Linked DNA regions of Homo sapiens: all the other regions are linked to region 1. The links are chromatin contacts, found by Hi-C or POLR2A ChIA-PET in ENCODE. All regions are on one chromosome and are shown on one strand. Each heading gives the region's core, a stretch centred on a gene start or an enhancer-like site at or near the end of the contact. The rest is flanking DNA. Distances are from core to core; before and after follow the strand shown.

Region 1 (4,989 bases), core at 1,775-4,274:
TGTAGCTGGGACTACAGATGCACACCACCTCGCCTGGCTAATTTTTGGATTTTCAGTAGAGAAGGAGTTTCACCATCTTGGCCAGGCTGGTCTTGAACTCCTGACCTCGTGATCCACCCGCTTTGGCCTCCCAAAGTGCTGGGATTACACGTGTGGGCCACCATGCCTGGCCGGAGTTTCGTTCCTGTTGCCCAGGCTGGAGTGCAATGGCGTGACCTCGTCTCACTGCAACCTCTGCCTCCTCGGTCCAAGCTATTCTCCTGCCTCATCCTCCCTAGTAGCTGGAACTACAGGCCTACACCACCACGCCCAGCTAATTTTTGGTATTTTTAGTAGAGATGGGGTTTCACCATGTTGTCCAGGCTGGTCTCGAACTCCTGACCTCAGGTGATCCGCCTGCCTCGGCCTCCCAGAGTGCTGGGATTACAGGCGTTTGCCACCGCACCTGGCCTACATCTTGATTTCTTTTTTTTTTTTTTTTTTTTTTTTTTGAGATGGAGTTTCTCTCTTGTTGCCCAGGCTGGAGTGCAATGGCGCTATCTCAGCTGACCGCAACCTCTGCCTCCCGGGTTCAAGCGATTCTCCTGCCTCAGCCTCCCAAGTAGCTGGGATTATAGGCATGCGCCAGCACGCCTGGCTAATTTTGTATTTTTAGTAGAGACAGAGTTTCTCTATCTTGGTCAGCTGGTCTTGAACTCCTGATCTCAGGTGATTCGCCCGCCTTGGCCTCCTGGGATTACATGTATGAGCCACCATGCCTGACTAGATTTTTTTAAAGTTAACACTGGCTAAATGAATGATATAGTCAGCTATAAACAGATGATAGTAAATAAGTCCATGATCAATACAGACAAATAGAAACAAACACATAGTGAACACAAAAACAGAAACACAGAGAATCAGAGTTGAGGGATTGCAGATGTGTGAATGACATGAAAGTTGATGAAGGCAACATGTACATACTGGCCCAAGTACATGACAGGATGGCCCAGGTAGGTGGAGTTTTGAAAGCTCCCAGGTGATTTAATGTTAGAGCCATTGACTTGTTGACCCAGAACCAGGGCTGGGAGAGGGAACAGGGTCTGGATTTTGAACAAGCCCCCAGGTGACTTGAGGCTCACCCTGCAGAGCCATGCTGGGATAGGTGACAGAAACTGGGGTAAGTATAGAAAGATGAACAAAGCCAGATAGAAGAGGGTACAGCTTGGGAACAGAGCTCTCCACTGGGTTCAAAGGTGAAACCTAGGCCGGGCGTGGTGGCTCACACCTGTAATCCCAGCACTTTGGGAGGCGGAGGCAGGTGGATCACGAGGTCAGGAGTTCAAGACCAGCCTGACCAACATGGTGAAACCCCGTCTCTACTAAAAATACAAAAATCAGCCGGGCGTGGTGGCACATGCCTGTAATCCCAGCTACTGTGGAGGGTGAGGCAGGAGAATCGCTTAGACCCCGGGAGGCGGTGGCTGCAGTGAGCTGAGATGGTGCCACTGCATTCCAGCCTGGGTGAAAGAGCGAGACTCCATCTCAAAAAGAAAAAAAAAAAAAAAGAGGAAACCTAGAGGTAGACAGCAAGGAGAGGTGAAGACCAGTACAAAGCCTCTATCTGAGCCCCAAGGGAAGGCATTTGGGGTCAGGAGCACCTGTAGGTCATCTCCTTGCCTGGGGCTGTGAGGAGCTGGTTTCAAGGTTATCACACATCTGTGCTCCCAGGGCAGCTCATTCTCTCCACCCTGACAGTCACCCAACCTTTGATCTCCTCCTCTCACCACACAGGGGGCTCCAGGCCCCAGCTCCAGAACCCCCTCCCTTCCCGTGACCGCCACCCCAACCCTCCTCCAATTTGGGGAAGCCACAGGGCCTCCCAGGCTGACAAACAGCTGTTCCAGCGGTGGAGGGCAAGTCCCAAGCCTGACTCCGGCTCAGTCACCAAGGTCAGGGCAGAAGAGAGGAGGAGAGGTCAGAGAGGAGGAGTAACGGGAGGAAACCCAAGGGAAACAGAGTGGAAGAAATGGGAATGGGAGGGAGGGGGTGTGAATAAAGAGCGGAGATGAAGAGGCACAAACAGGGGAGAGGCAGCAGGCCTGGGTGGTGGGAGGAGAAAGCAAGAGAGGCCCATTTTAGAGATCTGTTGCACATATTGGTGACTACTCAGTCACTTAGTGACTTTGGGAGACTGAGGCAGGCAGATTGCCTGAGATCAGGAGTTCAAGACCACCCTGGGCAACATGGCAAAACCTTGTCTCTCCTAAAGTACAAAAAATTAGCGGGGCATGTTGGTGGGCGCCTGTAGTCCCAGCTACTCGGGAGGCTGAATGAAGCAGGAGAATCGCTTGAGCCCGGCAGGTGGAGGCTGCAGTGAGCCGAGATCGCGCCACTGCACTCCAGCCTGGGCGACAGAGCAAGACTCTGTCTACAAAAAAAAAAAAAAAGTATTGCATATTTCAAAATTGCTAAAAGAGTACATTTGAAATGTTCTAACCACAAAAAAAGTAGGTGAGGTGATGGATATGTCAATTAACTTGATTTCATCATTCCACAATTTCATCACCTTGTAGGCCGTAAATATATATTTATCAATTAAAACTTTTGAAAAGCATTGGTAAGATGGCAAATAATATGTAATTATGGCGTGTACCTGCAATCATCTAAGAGCACATGTGTTCCAGTTTTAATAATTTTAGTAAAAGGAAAAAAAGAGGCCGGCCCAATCCGCGGCGGCAGGCGCATGGGGGCAGCAGCGAGCACTGCCCAGCAGCGAGCCCTGCCCAGCACAACCTGCTCCCCAGACCAACCCCCGCTCTGGCCGCGCCAAGGCCTCGCCCCCACCCATGTAGCTCCGCCCCACTGCCCTCTCGCTCCGCCCCTGTCCCGCCAGTCCCGCCCCCTCCGACTCCGCCCGGCTTCCGCCAACCAGCCCGGCCCCCGCCCCTCTAGCTCCGCCCCACTGCCGTCCCGTCCCGCCCCGGCACCGCCAGCTCCGCCCCCGCCCCTCTGGCTCCGACCCGCGGCCTCCGCGCCCCGCCCTGCGCGCTCGGGCTGGCTCGGCGGCTGCGGCGGGCGGGCAGGCGGGCAGGCCGGCAGGCGGGTGCGCGGAGGGCTGGTGCCCCGCAGCAGGTGGGCGGGGTGCGGTTGGCGGCGGCGGCTGGGCCGGGGGCTGCCGGCTGCGCTCGGGCCGTGCGCGGCGGCCGTGCGGGCACGCCATGGACTTCAACATGAAGAAGCTGGCGTCGGACGCGGGCATCTTCTTCACCCGGGCGGTGCAGGTGAGGCCTGGCGTCGCGCCGTGCGCCGGGGGCCCGGATGTGCGGCGGGCGGGGAGCACCCTGCGGCAGACGCCTGGGGACGCGGGAAAGCCCTCCCGGGCTGCTGCCCTCGTCCCCGCCGCGGCACACCTCTGCCCCCCTGAGCCCTTGCTGACCGGAAGAGGGAAAGAGCCCGTGCGGCCCGAGCCGGGCCTTGGCCCTGCTGCCTGGGGCGAGGCACCGGTGCCCACCCTTTGGGCTGGTTGGGTTACCCTGCTCCCCTGGCGCCTGCCTGGCTGAGGAGGGGAGGAGGCACCGGCTGGGTGCTACCTCCCTGCCCTTGTCCAGCAGTGACTGGCGCCTGGCGGGGCATTTAGCGACCTGGGTCCCAGGCCCAGGGACTCATGCGTCCACCACAACCCCTTCTCCGAGCCTCAGTCTCCGCACCTGTGCAATGGGCGGCTGGTGCCATGAGTCCCTCATGGCCATTTCACACGTTTGGATAGTCAGGCCGGAAGCCAGGAGTTGTTTCTTTTCTGCTCCACGGGAGGTCTGTTTCCTTGGTCCCTGGGCCTGGGGGATGGAGAGAGGGCTGGGGTCTGGCTGGGAAGCTGTCCAGGCCCACGATGCTGAGATTGGAAGAAGTCCTATCCGTTTAGGGGCAGAGAGTAACAGGCAACTCAACATCATGGGAAGACCTAGGGTCAGGTGTGGGTGGGAATGTGCCCTCCTGTGACCTTGGGGGAGGGGCCTTCATCTCACTGGGCCTCAGTTTCTCAGTCTGAAAAATGGGATCAGTATTCCTGCCTCCCAGGACAGATGCGAGGATTCTGTGGGACTCTGCATATGTGTGCTCACCAAAGGCAAGCTCATTATTGGTGTCAAAGTGGTTAATATTGCACCTGTGCAGCATGTGACCTTGGACAAGTCACTTCTCTCAGAGCCCCGCCCTCCCCTTCTGTAAATCTGGTGTAACACCGTGGTTATGGGATTCAGTGGGATTCCGCAGGCCCGGGGCTGGCCCATCCCAGGGTTCTGGGAGCAGGTCCTGTAGTCTTGTCTTTGTCGTTGTCGTTGTCATCGTTGTTGTTTCTGTTGAGTACAGTTCTCTCCCCACCCCCAACCCGGGCACTCCCCTCCCCAGGAGCCCACACCCAGCCAGCAACCCATGTAGTCATGTTTACTAGAAGGTGCTGTGTCCCGCTGAGGATTAGCATCCCAGCGAGAATTCACTGCTTAATGTGTTCCAAGTCTGGTGGGCAGCCCCAGCCCTAGTGGAGATGCCAGGATCCCAGAGCCCCTCGGATTGGACGGCCCCAGTCCATCTGGGAGGGGGGAACCCACTCTGCTGTTGGTATGGCAACCACACTATCTCCCACATCTGGGAAGAACCTGATCTGCCAGTTCCCTGCTAGGGCTGGGGCCCTGCTGCCTGACCTGGCCAGGGCTCTCAGGACCTAGGCAGGGCAGGGCCTAGGTGTGGCTCCGCTTGGTGGGAGCTGCCCCACAGGGTCACTGTTACTGGAGTGGGAGCCAGCAGTCAGGCCCCAGCCTCGGGGTGGGAGGGAGGGAGCTGAGAGCTTTATAAATAGAGGCTTTCTCTGCTCTGCACGCCCACCCCACTGCTGCCATTTTCCCGGGAGCAGCCTCGGACTCCAGCACCAAACCCCTTCCTCTTGGCAGGATTGGGGCAGAGTGGCAGGCCAGGGGATAGAGAGGCCTGAAATGTGACCTGGCAGGAGAGGCC
Region 2 (4,989 bases), core at 740-3,239, 460 kb before region 1:
AATGGGGGGTAAATGCTGAGGCTGGGGGCACGAGCCCAGAGGAGGGCACCAGGGCAGCCCAGACATGAGCTCTGTGGTCTGTGTGTGTTTACTGTGTGGCCAGAGCGTGTGAGGAGTGTGTGGAACCGTCTGTGTGATGTGGGAGTAGGGGGATAAGTGTATTGGCATATGGAGTGGGAGTGTGTATGTGTGCACGCATGCACCTTTGTGCCTGTGATCTGCGTCATGCAGTGTGTCTGTGCCTGTGTGGGATGTGGTCCCTGTGATGTGGGGCGTGTATGTCGGTGTGTGTGTGTGTTGTGGGGTAGTGCTAACCGGGACACTCTCCAGGGGAAGATCCTAGCTCGGATGGAGGTGGAGGAGTTAACCAGGAGAATGGGAGAGGGACCAGCACGTGCAAAGGCCTGGAGGCATGAAGATGGAGCCTGGAGCACTGGAGGACTTGAAAGTGGTCCAGTGAGGCTGGGAGTAGGGAGGGAGAGGCAGGGGCTGGGAGGGACAGGGCAGGCCTTCCTCCACCAGTTTGAATTCCGTTAGCTTGAGGGTGTGTACAGCCAGGAGGGGTGGAGGGGCTGAGAGGAGGCCGAGCCACCACTGACCAGGTGGAGGGGTAGGGGGTGAGCCTGGACCGGGGCAGGTGCTGGGTGGAGGTGGGGGAGTGAGAGCCAGAGCTCTCAACCAAGCCTCTGGGAGGCCGCAGGGCCTGGGATCGCAGACCCGAGCCTAATCCCTGCTCAGCCCAAGAGCTGTAGCCAGAAGGTTCTTAGTTTCCCCTCAGTAAACTGAGGTTCAGGACATTTCTGGGGCACTTGCTCTGTGTGACTGGGCAAGGGCTGGGCAGGCATTTCCAGCATGAACACGCTTTCCCAGGCCCACTGGTTGGAGGGCACCGAGGGGAGAAGGGGGACAGAGGAAAGGAGCCGGAAGCAGGATCCAGAATTTGAACCTAGGTGGTCTGACTCCAAGAGGGCCCTCTCTCTCACTTGACTTCAATAGTGACATTAGCCAACTTCAATAGTGACCCCAGGCGCGGTGGCTCACGCCTGTAATCCCAGCACTTTGGGAGGCCGAGACGGGTGGATCATGAGGTCAGGAGATGAGACCATTCTGGCTAACACGGTGAAACCCCGTCCCTACTAAAAATACAAATAATTAGCCGGGTGTGGCTGCGGGTGCCTGTAGTCCCAGCTACTCGGGAGGCTGAGGCAGGAGAATGGCGTGAACCCGGTAGGCGGAGCTTGCAGTGAGCCGAGATCGCGCCACTGCACTCCAGCCTGGGGAAAGAGCGAGACTCCGTCTCAAAAAGAAAAAAAAAAAAATTGACCCCAGTAGTGACAACAGTGACTCACCTGCCCCATGGGCTTCCAACTGCGATGGTTGTGCTCTCCTTTGACCCTGTATCCTGGGGGACTGCATACGGTAATTATATTGTTACTGCGCCTTTTTAGAGATGAGAAAACTGTGGTCAGTAGCAGAGTGGCCTGACCAGGGCTCCAACTCCCCCGTCCTACTGCAGATGATGTGGGGCAGTTTTCTTAGCACAGGCTGGAAAGCTCTCTTAGGTAACACGTGGATGACAGCGTGTGACCCGGCAGAAAAGAATTGTAATTCCGGGTGGCTGTACGACCTTGGACGGTCCTTTTGCCATCTCTGGGCCTCGATTTACCCAACTGTACAATTCGCCCCGTGAGTCTAGGAAGATTTGCTGAGCGTCTGCCAACTGGCAGATGAGGAACCGAAGTTCAGAGAGTTGAAAGCACTTGCCCCAGGTCAGGCGGCCGGCTTCGAAGCCGGATTCCGAAGGCGTGCCCTGCCCTCGGCCCCCAGCGGTGTCGTCCTGCCCCCAGGGGGCCGCGATGCGGGGCCGTTCCAGGCCCTGCCAGCCTGACGTCAAGCCCGGCCGGCGGGGCCTCGCTCTGCACAAACAGACGCCGCAGGCCAGCGTCGGGGCCGGGGGCGGCGATGACTCAGGGCCCCGAGACGGGCCGGGAAGCGGAAAGTTGTGTGCAGATGACATCAGCCGGCCGCGAGGGCGGGAGGGGGCCGGCTCCGGGAAACGGCGGCCTGGCGGGCGGCCCGGGGCAGGGCGTGGAGAGGCGGCCGCGGGGCGGGGGCGGGGACGCCGGGACGGGACGCTCGGGACCACGAAAAATGTCCCCACTCCCGCCCGCCCCGGACCCAGGCCCCGGAGCCCGGCCCCGCTTTTCGCCGGCGAGGAGCGGGCTTCACCCGCCTGCAAAGACTCCGCGCTCCCCCGCGCTCCGGAGGCAGCCGCATCCATCCTGCTGCGTCCCTGCATTTTAATTACCGCCGTATTAATATTCATGAGCCGGGACTCGAGGGGGACCGCGGGCTGTCATTTCCCTCGCCCGCCCTTCCCCCACCGCACCCCTCTTCCCGGGCTGAGTCGTGGGCTTTTTTCCTCCCGTTCTCAACCCCGCTCGCACCAACCGTTGGTGCGCAGCAGATTTGGGGGAGGGGGGTTGGTGTGAGTGTGAGCATGAGTGTGAGCGAGTGTGAGTGGGGAGGGGCCGAGTGTGAGTCTGTGCCTGTGTCTGTATGCCTGTGTGTACGTGCCTATGTGTGCCTGTGTGTCTGTCGGCAATCCCAGGGCCGTGTGTGCACATGTCTCTGATGTCTCTGTGGGGCTTGGAGAAGGGCCAAAGTCTGTCCAAGTTAGCAGGGCCTGACTGTACAAATGGGGAAACTAAGGCCTGGAGAAAGGCTGGGCCTTGTCCAAAGCCACCCCATAGGTCAGTAGCACAGGGAAGCCAGAGCCCAGGGTCTTGCGTTTGGCCGACTCTGCTCCCCGACTCTCCCGTGCTGTTGTTTGTAACAATGGCAGACAGGATGTGCTGAGCCGGCACCTCTCATATGGCCTTCCCAGCAAACCTGTGCAGCACGTGGTCCTATCCGTCCCCCGTGCACATAGGGAAACTGAGGCAACTGGTCCAGCCAGTGAGGGGTGGACTGGAGCCCAGAAGTGTCTGAATCCCAAGTCCCTGGGTTTAACGGCCCCACTGTGATGCCTCCTGGGGAATTGTGGAGTGTCCTCACTGGGGTGATCCGGGGGTACCTGGAAGTTCCTGGGTGCCCGGGCATCAGGGGGGTGTTTCCCCAGAAACACAGCCCACATTCTGTTTCCCTCCCAAGTCAGTCATCAGATGAGGCTGCCTTCCTGTGGCTCTCCCAGTCCCTCTCTGTCCTCTCCCCATCCCTGAAGCCTCCCAGGAGCTGCCCTGCACACCAGGCCTTCCTCCCTGGGCCTGAGGTCAGGCAATCACTCATTCATTCATCCAACAAATGCTTCAGTGCCAGTCACTGTGCTAGGCACTGGGGATTCTCTGCTCCCTACTCTGGTCATCTCTACCTGGCCTAGGAGCCTCCAGGCCCACAAGGGGGCTGTTCACCTCTGTGTGTGAATGCTCACTAGTGGTGGGGGACTAGGGGCACCTGTGCACAAAAGACAGCTCTCACCCAGCCTTGCCACAGAGGTCTGGGGTGCCCACATATTCAGTGGCCAGAAAGGGGCTGCGATCATCTTAGGGCTGATGGGGCGGTGGCCACACTAGGCAGCCTGAATCTTTGATTCTCTCTCCTGCAACTTGTCCTCCTCTGACTGCCAAGCCAAATAACCCCAGGGGCTGGTCAGCCTGCCTTACCCCGGGTTGAGCCAAGGCCGTCCTCCCTCTCACGTCCAGCCTAGAATAGATGGACTGTTCCCTCCTCTCTGCCCACGCAGGGCTGGGCTGGAAGTTGTGTCCCAGCCATGTCCCCTGAGCCTTTTCTCCCCTCCCTTTGGGAGCTCCGCAGGAACACAGAGAAGAGGACAGGGGTGCAGCCAGAGGACTCGGGAGAGGAAGCGATAATTTAATTGGGCTTCACGGGCTAAATAGGAGTTTGCCTAGGAGAGGCGGCCCAAGGACAGGGGACTAGCTCAGAGGGGTGCCTACCTGCAGCCCCCATTCTATAACAGGAACCAGAGCAGGCCAAAGGCAAGAGACCTGGGGAGACTGGGAGGACGGATTTTCTCCTAAAGGGCCCCAGGCAGTACAGCCTAGTGGTCCATCCGCACTCTTGGGTGGGTCCATCCTGGGTGAGAATTCCCCCTCCCTCCTCACTGTGAGGGCCTCTATTTCCTGATCTGCAAAACTGGGAAAATAACATTTTTTTTTCAGGTTTATATTCAGATCAAGAGACACTGCCTGTACAGCACCTAGCACGGTGGCTGGGGCTCTGTCATAGGGTGATGTGTCCTCACGGACGTAGGGAGGCCTCTGGAATCACTGTCCCCATTTGGCCCAGAATGGGATTTAAGGATCAGTCTGTGTCCCACAGTCTAACCCATGGAGTGGAGTTTGGTAGGGACAGACTGCTGGGAGGAGGGGGAACAGCCTGAAACTGTCATGGGTCAGGCAAGGCTCAGGCTCTAGGTAAGAGAGGGATCTCAGAGGCCGCACCGCCCTGCCTGCTGGGCTCCTTGTAGACCTGCCAGATGGCCCATCACCCAAACAGCCAGACCTGCAGTGAGAGGGGCAGCCTGGCCCGCCAGCTCTGGGCTCCCTCCTGCTGCCTGTGTCTCTTTGCCTCCTGGCTCCCCTCTGTCTTTTGAAAATGTCCTCCCTTCTTTTGTTAGAATAGTCATACCTATACAGGGCAAACACACACACACACACACACACACACACACACACACACACAGACAAAAAAACACAAAACCATTTTTTTTAAAGGAAGCATTGTAAAAGTTCATGCAGTACATCCTGACGCTGTCATTCTAGGTTTCGTGTACATTTCTGGGACATTTCTCTGCTTATGGAGCTGTCTTTGTAAAACTTCCATAGGATGACATCCACCTCTGCTCAAAGGCCTTCGATGGCTCCCCATTTTTATAAAGCAAGGTAGCTTCCTCCAGCCTTTGCAGGCTGGCCCAGGCTCGGCAACACCATTCTCCTTCCCCTCCCCATTACCCTCCCTGACGCTGGGCTG
Region 3 (4,989 bases), core at 1,309-3,808, 370 kb after region 1:
TCCTGGCTCAGCCTCCCGAGTAGTTGGGACTACAGGCGCCCGCCACCACGCCCGGCTAATTTTTGTATTTTTTAGTAGAGATGGGGTTTCATCATGTTAGCCAGGATGGTCTCGATCTCCTGACCTCGTGATCCGCCCGCCTCGGCCTCCCAGTTGTGAGCCACCGCGCCCGGCCCCTTAATGAGTTTTTAAAAAGTCCCTTTTTCTTCAGTCTACATTTGAGGAAGGGCCTTTCTAGGTGGTGGTAAACTGAGGCCTGAGGGGTGTGCTTGAAGCAGGTGGAGGCAGAGGCCATGGGGTGGAGAGAGGGTGGGTACAGGGACGGAATCTTGGGCCCTGAAGGGATTGAATTGTGTTTTCAAATACCATCTGCTTTGGCCTGGGGAGTGGCTTAGCCTGTATTCCCAGCACTTTGGGAGGTAGAAGTGAGCAGTTCACTTGAACCCAGGAGTTCGAGACCAGCCTGGGCAACACGGGGAGACCCCTGCCCCCATCTCTACAAAAACACAAAAATTAGCTGGGGATGGTAGTGCATGCCTGTAGTCCCAGCTGCTTAGGAGGCTGAGGTGGTTGGATGGCCTGAGCCCGGAGAGGTTGAGGCTGCAGTGAGCCATGATCATACCACTACTCCAGCCTGGTGACACAGCCAGACCCTGTCTCAAAAAAAAAAAAAAAAAAAAAAATTAGGTCAGGTGAGGTGGCTCACCTGAGGTCAGGAGTTTCAAAGCAGCATGGCCAACACGGTGAAACCCCATCTCTACTAAAAATACAAAAAATTGGCCAGGCGTGGTGGCGGTTGCCTGTAATCCCAGCTACTCGAGAGGCTGAGGCAGGAGAATCACTTGAGCCTGGGAGGTGGAGGTTGTTGTGAGCCAAGATAGTGCCACTGCACGCCAGCCTGGACGACAAAGCGAGACTCTGTCTCAAAAAAAAACAAACAGGCTGGGCGCAGTGGCCCACGCCTGTAATCCCAGCACTTTGGCAGGCTGAGGCGGGCAGATCATTTGAGATCAGGAGTTCCAGACCAGCTTGGCCAACATGGTGAAACCCTTCTCTACTAAAAATACAAAAATTAGCCCAGTGTGGTGGCATGTGCCTGTAATCCCAGCTGCTTGGGAGGCTGAGGCATGAGAATCGCTTGAACTGGGGAGGTGGAGGTTGCTGTGAGCCGAGATCACGCCACTGCACTCCACCTTGGGCGACAGAGTGAGACTCTGTCTTAAAAAAAAAAAAAAAAAGTAGCATCTATCCTTCCCAGATCATTTTTTAGAATTTTTTTATTATTTTGTTGTTATTATTATTATTATTTTGAGACAGGGTCTCACTCTCTTGTCCAGGCTAAAGCACAGCGTGGTTCAATCAGGGCTCTCTGCAGCCTCAATTTCCCTGACTCCAGGGATCCTCTCACCTTGGCCTCCGGAGCAGCTGGGACTACAGGTGTGTGCCACTATGCCTGGCCAATTAAAAAATTTTTTTTTGTAGAGAGGGAGTCTTGCTGTGTTGCCCAGGCAGGTCTCAAACTCCTGGGCTCAAGTGATCCTCTTGCCTTGGCCTTCCAAAGTGCTGGCCATCTCGTCTGGCCTATTATTATTTTTTTAGAGATAGGGTCTTGCTCTATCACTCAGGCTGTAGTGTAGTGGTGTAATCATAGCTCACTGCAGCCTCAAACTACTGGACTCAAGGGATCTTTACACTCAGCCTGCCGAGTAGGTGGGACTACAGGCACGTGCCACCATGCCCAGCTAAGTTTTAAAACATTTTTTTTGTAGAGACGGGCTCTCACTATGTTGCTCAGGCTGGTTTCGAACTCCTGGCTTCAAGCGATCCTCCTGCCTTGGCCTCTCAAAGTACCGGGATTACAGGTGTGAGCCACCGCACCTGGCCTATTTGTTTATTCTTTATTTTTATTTTTTAGTCCTCAGGTCAGAATCTCCAGTTTTTTTAATTCCGGTGGGGCGCGCGGAATGGCAGAACGACATAATATAGTATAAAAAGCAATTCTTTCCTCAGGGTGAGAACTTAATAAGAAAGAGACGTTCTGGGCTCTTTGCCTGACACACAGTAGGCACATTATTTAGTTATTTGCTTTTAATTTCGATTTAATAAGCATGTTTCTGTAGAAGACCTCATTTGGGCCTCCCAGCTTTTTAACCACATTTAGGATCTCCGTAGGAATATTTTTCATCATCATTCTATTGAGACAGAGACTGAGGATTAAAGGGAGATCACTTGGCTTCGAGGTGACAGCCTGTTCGAGTGGCGCGGTTCTCGGATCTGCTGGAAGAATCAGCTGCTCAGCCAGATCTGCGCTCCCAGGCCCAGACCTCGCGGGCCGGCCACGGCCGCAGGCTGCCGCCCTCTCTTCGCTTCTGCGCTTGGCTGCTCAGCGCCATCTTTGAACCTGGCACCAATGCCTCACTTCCGCAGTTTCCTCGCCCAGGAGTAGCGCGCCTACTCTTAGAGTGCTTTTTCTGGGGACAGGGTATGCAAAACCGGTCATGCTTCTCTCTCTGGCCGAGAAGAATCGTTACTTTTCTTTCTTCCAGGTCTTGCAGGAGGCGCTGCGACCAATTCAAACATGGCGCCGTCAGCCTCACATTCCCCGTTTTCCGCTCATGGCGGCGTAGGGGCGGAGGTCGCGCCTGAGTGCGTCCGCACGAGAGGGCGGAACCGTCTCCATGGCAACCCGCGCGCAGCCGGGGCCACTCAGCCAGGCGGGAAGCGCTGGTGTTGCGGCGCTGGCGACAGTCGGGGTTGCGAGCGGCCCGGGGCCGGGGCGGCCAGGGCCGCTGCAGGACGAGACCCTGGGTGTGGCGTCCGTGCCCTCGCAGTGGAGGGCCGTCCAGGGCATCCGCTGGGAGACGGTGAGGGCGCGGGCCCCGCGCGGAGCGACGCGGGCGGGAAGGCGGGGTCGCAGCGCGGCTGCCGGGCGGGTTCGGGCGTCCCACCGTGGCTGCCGGGCGGGTTCGGGCGTCCCACCGTGGCTGCCGGGCGGGTTCGGGCGTCCCACCGTTTGCCTTTACAGTTTATTCCACAGAAACTGACCCAGAGGATACTTTCGGCCCATTTTTTAACAACAAAAAGTGGAAAAACAAAACACCTCCAAGGATCCCACGTTTTGAAGGATTTTGTGTGAACTGTAGTTTTTAAGCATTTCAAACAACTTTTTTTGGTTTTGTTTTGTGTTTTTTTTTTTGAACAGGGTCTCGCTCTGTCGCCCAGGCTGGAGTGCAGTGGTGCGATCTCGGCTCACTGCAGCCTCAGCCCCCGGTGCTGAGCGATCCTCCCACCTGCGCATCCAGAGTATCTGGGACCTCAGGCGCGGGCCACCACGCTGGCTGTTTATTTATTTATTATCTTGTAGAGATGGGGTCTCCATGTGTTGCCCTGGCTGGTCTCCAACTCCTGGGCTTAAGCTGTCCTCCTTCCTCGGCCTCCCAAAGTGCTGGGATTACAGGTGTGAGCCACCGCGTTCAGGCTTTTTTTTTTTTTTTTTGAGACAGTCTCGCTCTGTCGCCCAGGCTGGAGTGCAGTGGCGCGAACTCGGCTCACTGCAAACTCCGCCTCCCAGGTTCACGCCATTCTCCTGCCCCAGCCTCCCCAGTAGCTGGGACTACAGGCGGCCGCCAGCACGCCTGGCTAATTTTTTTGTATTTTTTAGTAGAGACGGGGTTTCACAGTGTTAGCCAGAATGGTTTCCATCTCCTGTCCTCGTGATCCGCCCTCCTCGGCCTTCCAAAGTGCTGGGATTACAGGCGTGAGCCACCGCGCCCGGCCTTCTTTTTTTTCTTTTTTTTGAGACAGAGTCTCACTCTGTCGCCCAGGCTGGAGTGTAGTAGTGCCAGCTACTTGGTTTCGGCGCTACTTGGTTTCTTTCTCTTTTTTTTTTTTTTGGAGACGGAGTCTCGCTCTGTCGCCCGGGCTGGAGTGCAATGGCGCGATCTCTGCTCACTGCAAGCTCCGCCTCCCGGGTTTATGCCATTCTCCTGCCTCAGCCTCCCTAGTAGCTGGGACTACAGGCGCCCGCCACCACGCCCGGCTAATTTTTTTTTTTTTTTTTTTTTTTTTTAGTAGAGACGGGGTTTCACCGTGTTAGCCAGGATGGTCTCGATCTCCTGACATTGTGATCCACCCGCCTCGGCCTCCCAAAGTGCTGGGATTACAGGTGTGAGCCACCGCGCCGGCCCAGGCTAACTTTTAAATGACCAAACTGCATTGTAAATTCTAGATAAGCCAGTTTTCCAGGTGTTTAATCAAACGCACACGAAAGGAGATGCTCTGATGAGATGAGATGCTGCGTGCTCAAGGCCTCTCCCAAGGGGTCTGTGCGGACTTTCAGCTTGAGCACCTGCTGTGTGCTAGGAGCGGTTCAAGGGTTGGGGACTCATCAGAGAAGAAGACGGACATCTCTCCCTCCTCGAGCTTACATGGGGCAGTGGCAACGGCTGTAACATTAACAGTATATTTAATAAGTAAATTATGCAGTGTGTTAGAAGGTGAATAGTGCCGTGGACAAAAGAGAAAGCTGAGAGATTGGAAGGACTGGGTTGGGGATTGAGAGGGTGGTTTGCCAGGTGGGCTACAGTGAGGGTGACATTTTAGCAAAGATTTGGAGGAGTGAGCGTGGGCTAAGTGGATACCTGGGGTAGAGTCATCTAAGGAGATGAAAAGTCAAGTGCAAAGTAGGGTGCCCTGGCATTGTGCCTGTATTTCCAGCTACTTGAGCAGCTGAGGCAGGAGGATCCCTTGAGCCCAGGAGTTGGAGGCTGCAGTGAGCTATGATTGCACCACTGTGTTCCAGTTTGGGTAACAGAATGAGACCCTAACTTTACAGGGGGAAAAAAAGGTCAGTGCAAAGGCCCTAGGGCAAATCTGTCTGTTTGAGGAGGCAGGTGGGGCTGGAGAGGAGTGAGGGGTGGGGAAGAGTGGTCCCAGGTGAGGTCAGAGAGGGTAAGGAAAGGAAAGGCAGGTCAGGTGGGGGCTGTCAGA
Region 4 (4,989 bases), core at 1,518-4,017, 290 kb before region 1:
ACAAAGATGGAAAATTTGAATCAGGTCACGCAAAACCGAGTGACTCTAGAAGAATGCAGCTTCTCTGAGACTGAGCTAACTCTGGCCAACTTTTGCGTGATTCCCAGATAAGCAAGGAAAAGGTTGGGGGGGCAGACAGCAGTTCAGAGGCCTCTCTGGTTTTAGTATAAGGGCCTGAGAATGGGCGGAGGGGGGGAAGACCCAGGCTCTGAGGCTGTCTTGGGCTGGGGGTCTCTTAAGCAACTGTGTGAGGGGGGAGCCAGAAGTGGACTCTTGAGCCAGACAAATCTGATGTTTCTTCCAAGCAAGCCATGTGACCTCTCTGACCCTCAGTCTCTTCATCTGAAATGTGTCCAGCAAAGCTTTATTGACTAGCTGCTCCATGCGGGGCTGATGCTGGGTGCCAGGGACTCAGCAATGAACGGGGGAGACCAGATTGGAGCCCTCACCAAGCTCACTCCTAACGGGGAGACAGCGAATTTGGAGATGAGCAGATTCTGCCATCAGCTCTAAGGAAATAATGCAGGGATGAAATAATCCCTTTCTCGGGTGGGGCTCAGGGTGGGCATCCGAGTCAAGGCTGAGTCCAGCACGGACCCCGGGGTGAGCGCTCAGTCGGCGGAAGCTGCTTTTGAGGCTGCAGAAGTTCTATTACCATAACCTGAGTAAAACGGGGCTGCCTTGGGGGCCAGTCTCATCACGGTGTCACCCTCAAAAAAACACCAGTCTGACATCCCCAAATCATTGAAAAAAAGTTTAAATCTTCCCAAAATCTTTCAAAGAGACACCAAAGGGGAAATGGTTTGCGTACCACACACAAAAGATGTTTTCAAGCCTCTCTGCCGGGAGGTCTCATGGTAGTTGCCTCTGGAATATCTCCCTTCCCGCTCCCTCCTTTTTATCCTTATCAGAGAGGTGGGAGCGCTGGGCCTGGCCCCAGGAGACAGGGGACTGGGCTGGATCCAGCCTCTGTCCTCCCTAGCTGTGGGCTCCTGGGTGCATTGCTTAACTACTCTGTGCCTCAGTTTCCTCATCTTCAAATTATAGCTAACAATCGCACCACCTGCAAGGGGCTCTTGTGGGAATTCTAGGAAATAATCCCCATGAAGTGCATGAGAGAGGCAGGCACACAGCTAGACTGTTGACGTGTGAGCTACTAATATGATTTCTCTCTGCTTCCCTCACCCACCTTTCCTTTGCACCCCACCCCAGTTAGGAGCTCTGGGCAGTGCCTCCTATAGGTCAGTATGTGTTTTCTAGGTCCCACCGCTCAGCGGCAGCTCCACCCACTGTCCCAGACAGCACAGGGAAAAGGCCAGGGATGGACAGGCAGAACTGGGAACTTTCTTAGGAGGGGACAACAGGGCCTGGGACCATGTTTACCCCTGCCCCCTCTAAGGTTGCATCCTCTCTTACATGGGACACACAAAGGGCAGTGTCCCCCGGGCATCAGTGCTCTGAGGGCAGAGCCAAGCGAATGTCCCCTTAGGGCCTGCCGATGTGCTGGGGAAACGTGGTTCCCCACCCATGAGGCTGCTGCTTGCTCCAAGCCTGGGTGCCATGGCCAAGATGGCTCTACCTGGCTGCCAGGGTCACAGAGCAGAGGATTCAGATGTCTCACTTCCTGAGGGTCTCCAGGCCAGGCCCTGGCAACACAGCTGTGAACAGCCATGTGGTTCCTGCCCTCATGGAGCTCACAGCCCTGTGTGCAAAGCAGGCAATCAGGGCCTAAGCATGGGGTGCGAAACCCAGAGTGGGCAGAAGAGGACGGGCTGGGCACCAGAGAGGACTTCCCAGAGGAAGAGGCACTGAAGGGAAGGGCTCGGATGGGAAGAAAAGGGGTTCCAGGCAGAGGCCACAGCCTGGGCAAGGGCCTGGGAGAGAAAAGTGGTGGGTTCCAGGAGCTGCAGGCTTCCTCGCCCACCTCCCCCGACAGGTGAGGTTTATCGCTCAAGGCCACATACGCCATCTCACGTGGTCCCCGCTGCCACCTGGAGAGGTCAGAGGGCAGGAACTCTTACTCCCAATTCACACTGGGACAATTCCCAGCTGGACTAGAACCCCGATCTCCTGACTCCTGGCTCAGGTGAGAGTCAACATGCAAGGCTGGGCCCACAGCAGCCCTGGCATTTGACCAGCAGCCAGGTAGGCCCAATTTTCATCACCTGCCTTTAACAGATGAAGAAATTGAGGCTTAGGGAGAGCACAACACCCCTCAACTGCCGCAGTTTTTGTCTGTCTGGGGGCCCTAGGACAAGCCTGAGGTGCGGAAAAGCCCTCCCTGGGTGGGGCAAGAAACAGAGCTGGGAACGGGTGACTTGGGGTGAAGGAAGGAGGGGAGCGGGGATGGGTTTTGGAAATCCACACTGGGCAGGGAAAGGCGAAGGAATGTGGGTGAGACGGGGTGCGCCAGTCCCGGAGGGGCCCAGGGCCTCAGGCAGCCCCCTCCCTCCTTGCCTCCCAGGTGAGACCCTAACTTCGCGGAAGACGACACCCCTCAGCTGGGCGGGGAGGAGGGCCACCGCCTCCTGGCCACCCAATCAGAGACATTCCCAGTCTGATGGCGGAGGCCGCCAGGGCCAAGGGCTCCCAGGGCCTTCCCCGGGGAACCCCCGAGACCTGCCCCGGACTCGGAGGCCCACCGCGCATCGCCCGCCCCCAGCCTCATTAGCACCGACACCCGTCGTCCTCCCCTCGGTTTCCGATGGCTCCAGAATTTAAAGGTTAAATCCTAACCTCGTCTCAGCAGTTTCTCCCGGCTTTGCCTACCCAGCGCCAGTTGCTGGTAATTATATGCATCTCCGAGCAGCCAATCAGCTGTCAGACTGACAGATACTGATCTTTTCGTTTTATTTTTAGCTCTGTGCTTCCCCCTCTAGTTGCAAAAAAAAATTCTGTTTGTTCTGTGTGCTGCTGCCTCGCTCCCAGCCCTGCAGCCGGCTCTCATCTCCGCCAGCCAGGCGGGAGCAGGCAGCCGCCGGGGCTGGAGCCTGCGGTCCCCGCCCGAAAGCGGGGAACAGAACGTGCCCGCCGCCCCCGAGCTGCGGACCGCCCTGCCCAGAGCAACCCCCGGGGCTGCCATGGGGAAGGGAGGAGGCCGGGGCGCTGTGGGCACCTTGGATGCAAACACCCGAGGAGCTGTGCTCAGTCTTGGGGGCCACGCACGGGTGGAAGCAAGCCCGTACCTGCGGGCTGGGGGCTTGGAGAGAAAGACACACACAGAGACAGCGAGAGACAGAGAGACGTACACAGGCAGAGACAAGCTAGACTGAGGGCGGAGGGGAAAAAAGACAAGCACTTTCCCCCCTGGAAGCACTCGTCCCCCATCCCCCAGAACCGAACAGAAGGGGTCAGGAATGGCCTCAGCCCCGCCCTGGAGTGGGGCTCAGAGGGGAGTTTCCAGCCCCGGGCCCCCCAGAGCTCGGGCCGGGAACCTGGGCCTCCCCTCCCAGGTCTGCTGCCTCATCTGCCACGGAAGGGCGAGTGAAGTGCTCTTCGGGGTCATTTGTGAGTTGTTCTGCAAGGTTCTGTGGGCCTTCCTGGAGACTGGCAGGTGTAGGGGCCTGGCCGGAGGGAGGCCGCTATTCATACAGCTTCTCTGGAGGGAGAGACAGCAACTGAGGGCCAGGGAAGCTCTTAGGTCCCAGTGAGTCTCCCAGACAGTGGAGGGGTCTGATCCAGGGGGGCCGGCCCTGAAGAGTGATGGGAATGATTGTGAAGTTTCCTTCCATCCTCGCGGCTCTCTACAATTTGCAAAGTGTTCACTTTGCCCTAGTGGCCTCTCCTTCTGCCCCACAGTTAGCTCCAGAATGGAGTGAAATAGGGGTCTGGGAGGCCTGGGGAGGCTCACCTGTTTTCTGATGGGCCCTGGGGCCGGCGTCGGGGGAGTGTGGCCTAATGGTTCCGTCTTTGAGGTACAACTCACCTGGTTCAAGCCCCAGGGCTGCTGTTTACCAGCTCTGCGACCCTGAGTGAATGGCTCGAGCTCTCTTGGCCCCAGTGTCCCCATTGGGAAGGTGGGCCCCCACCCCACCCTGCACCCCCACAGGGTGGCTCAGGGCCAGAAGTCACTCCGTCTGGGTGCTCCTCCCGGCCCCGGCCTCCACGGGCCCGGCACACTTGTGAGCAGGTATTATTAGCTTCTCCGTTTTGCGGATGGGGAAACTGAGGTTCATGTGACTCGTAATTGGCAGAACTGGGACTAGAAACACCCCCCCACTTTTGGCTTCCTTTTCTCTGACACCACAGATGGCGCGCTGAGAAAAAAGAGAAGAGCGGGAGAAGGGAATTAGGAGCCCGAGAGAGATGGAGGGAGGCAGAAGCGCCGTGATCAATTACTTGGGCTATAAATTTCTGCTGTTTTGCAAAGTGAGCACACAGCCTCCGAGAGGCAGAGCTCCCTGGGCAGGCTCTGGAGAAACCAAACAGAGCCAAGCCCTGCAGCAGGCGCTTTTGATGGTGGGAACCGGGGAGGGAGAGGGGTCGAGCTCAAGGGTGGGTGGGACAAGCTGGGGGTGCAGCAGAGGGGGCCAGGGGAGGGCCAGAGGAGAGGAAGGAAACCCAAGTGTCAGTGAGCTTGGGAGCTGTGGGAGCCCCCTGGGGAGGGATCGGCTTCGTGCCTCCCCGGCATTCTCTCCCGCTGCTGGGGGTAGGAGAACCAGGCCTGGGCACAAGATCGTGGCCCCCTGCCACTGCATTCGAAGCTGGTACAGGGCCAGGGCGGGGGCGACGGGGGGCAGGAGGCCCTTTGAACCTCACCTTCCTTATCTGTCAAATGGGGATACTGATGACATCCATCCCCAGGGATTGGTATCTAGGGTATAAGTGGCTTAGCCTGGGGCCTGGCACACAGCAAGGAGAGTTGTTGTTGTAAATTTTTTGGAAGATTACCAAGGGCAGAAGGGTTTGGTAACTGGTGGTTTGGAGACCAACTTAATTATTTAAAAGGTGGAAAGTGGTCCCCGCTGGGAGGAAGGGTGATGGAAAGAG

The links. Hi-C counts contacts between places; a loop is a spot of excess contacts on that map. ChIA-PET counts read pairs that join two places held with the same protein, here RNA polymerase II (POLR2A). Pooled maps may share reads with other maps.
Region 2: a loop to region 1 is called in a map of PC-9, with 4 times the contacts of the local background. The contact joins the promoter of LINC00963 here to the promoter of SH3GLB2 in region 1. A Hi-C loop is called at or near these places in 2 of 168 maps with a recorded cell type or tissue (PC-9 and gastrocnemius medialis) and 10 of 50 pooled maps. POLR2A ChIA-PET finds 5 or more read pairs at or near these places in 1 of 52 experiments (HEK293).
Region 3: a pooled map shows a loop between it and region 1 (6-fold over the local background). The contact joins the promoter of DYNC2I2 here to the promoter of SH3GLB2 in region 1. A Hi-C loop is called at or near these places in 1 of 37 single-sample maps with no recorded cell type and 10 of 50 pooled maps. POLR2A ChIA-PET finds 5 or more read pairs at or near these places in 4 of 52 experiments (RWPE1, WTC11, activated naive CD4-positive, alpha-beta T cell and 1 more).
Region 4: a loop to region 1 is called in a pooled map, with 3 times the contacts of the local background. The contact joins the promoter of LINC02913 here to the promoter of SH3GLB2 in region 1. A Hi-C loop is called at or near these places in 1 of 50 pooled maps. POLR2A ChIA-PET finds 5 or more read pairs at or near these places in 2 of 52 experiments (T-cell and activated T-cell).

The regions. Positions count from the first base shown.
Region 1 is chr9:129,026,366-129,031,354 of GRCh38, reverse strand. SH3GLB2 (SH3 domain containing GRB2 like, endophilin B2) reads left to right here and starts at 3,024. Exons shown (of 11, transcript NM_020145.4): 1 at 3,024-3,263. The coding sequence starts at 3,201. RefSeq lists enhancers at 1,308-2,047, 2,048-2,787, 3,472-4,035, 4,036-4,599, 4,600-4,989 and silencers at 2,662-3,091, 3,132-3,641, 4,524-4,755.
Region 2 is chr9:129,485,660-129,490,648 of GRCh38, reverse strand. It overlaps LINC00963 (long intergenic non-protein coding RNA 963), which reads right to left and starts at 1,989. Exons shown (of 5, transcript NR_038955.1): 1 at 1,350-1,989. LOC124900275 (extensin-like) reads right to left here and starts at 700. Exons shown (of 4, transcript XM_047424330.1): 1 at 1-700. The coding sequence starts at 168. RefSeq lists enhancers at 1-171, 172-831, 2,152-2,811, 3,472-4,131 and silencers at 485-779, 1,784-2,143, 4,245-4,539.
Region 3 is chr9:128,654,416-128,659,404 of GRCh38, reverse strand. It overlaps DYNC2I2 (dynein 2 intermediate chain 2), which reads left to right and starts at 2,558. Exons shown (of 9, transcript NM_052844.4): 1 at 2,558-2,864. The coding sequence starts at 2,679. RefSeq lists enhancers at 1,858-2,501, 2,319-2,528, 2,502-3,146 and a silencer at 2,709-3,038.
Region 4 is chr9:129,318,794-129,323,782 of GRCh38, reverse strand. LINC02913 (long intergenic non-protein coding RNA 2913) reads right to left here and starts at 2,767. Exons shown (of 2, transcript NR_149714.1): 1 at 2,737-2,767; 2 at 1,180-1,991. RefSeq lists enhancers at 1,249-1,816, 1,817-2,385, 2,708-2,757, 3,238-3,297 and a silencer at 2,958-3,077.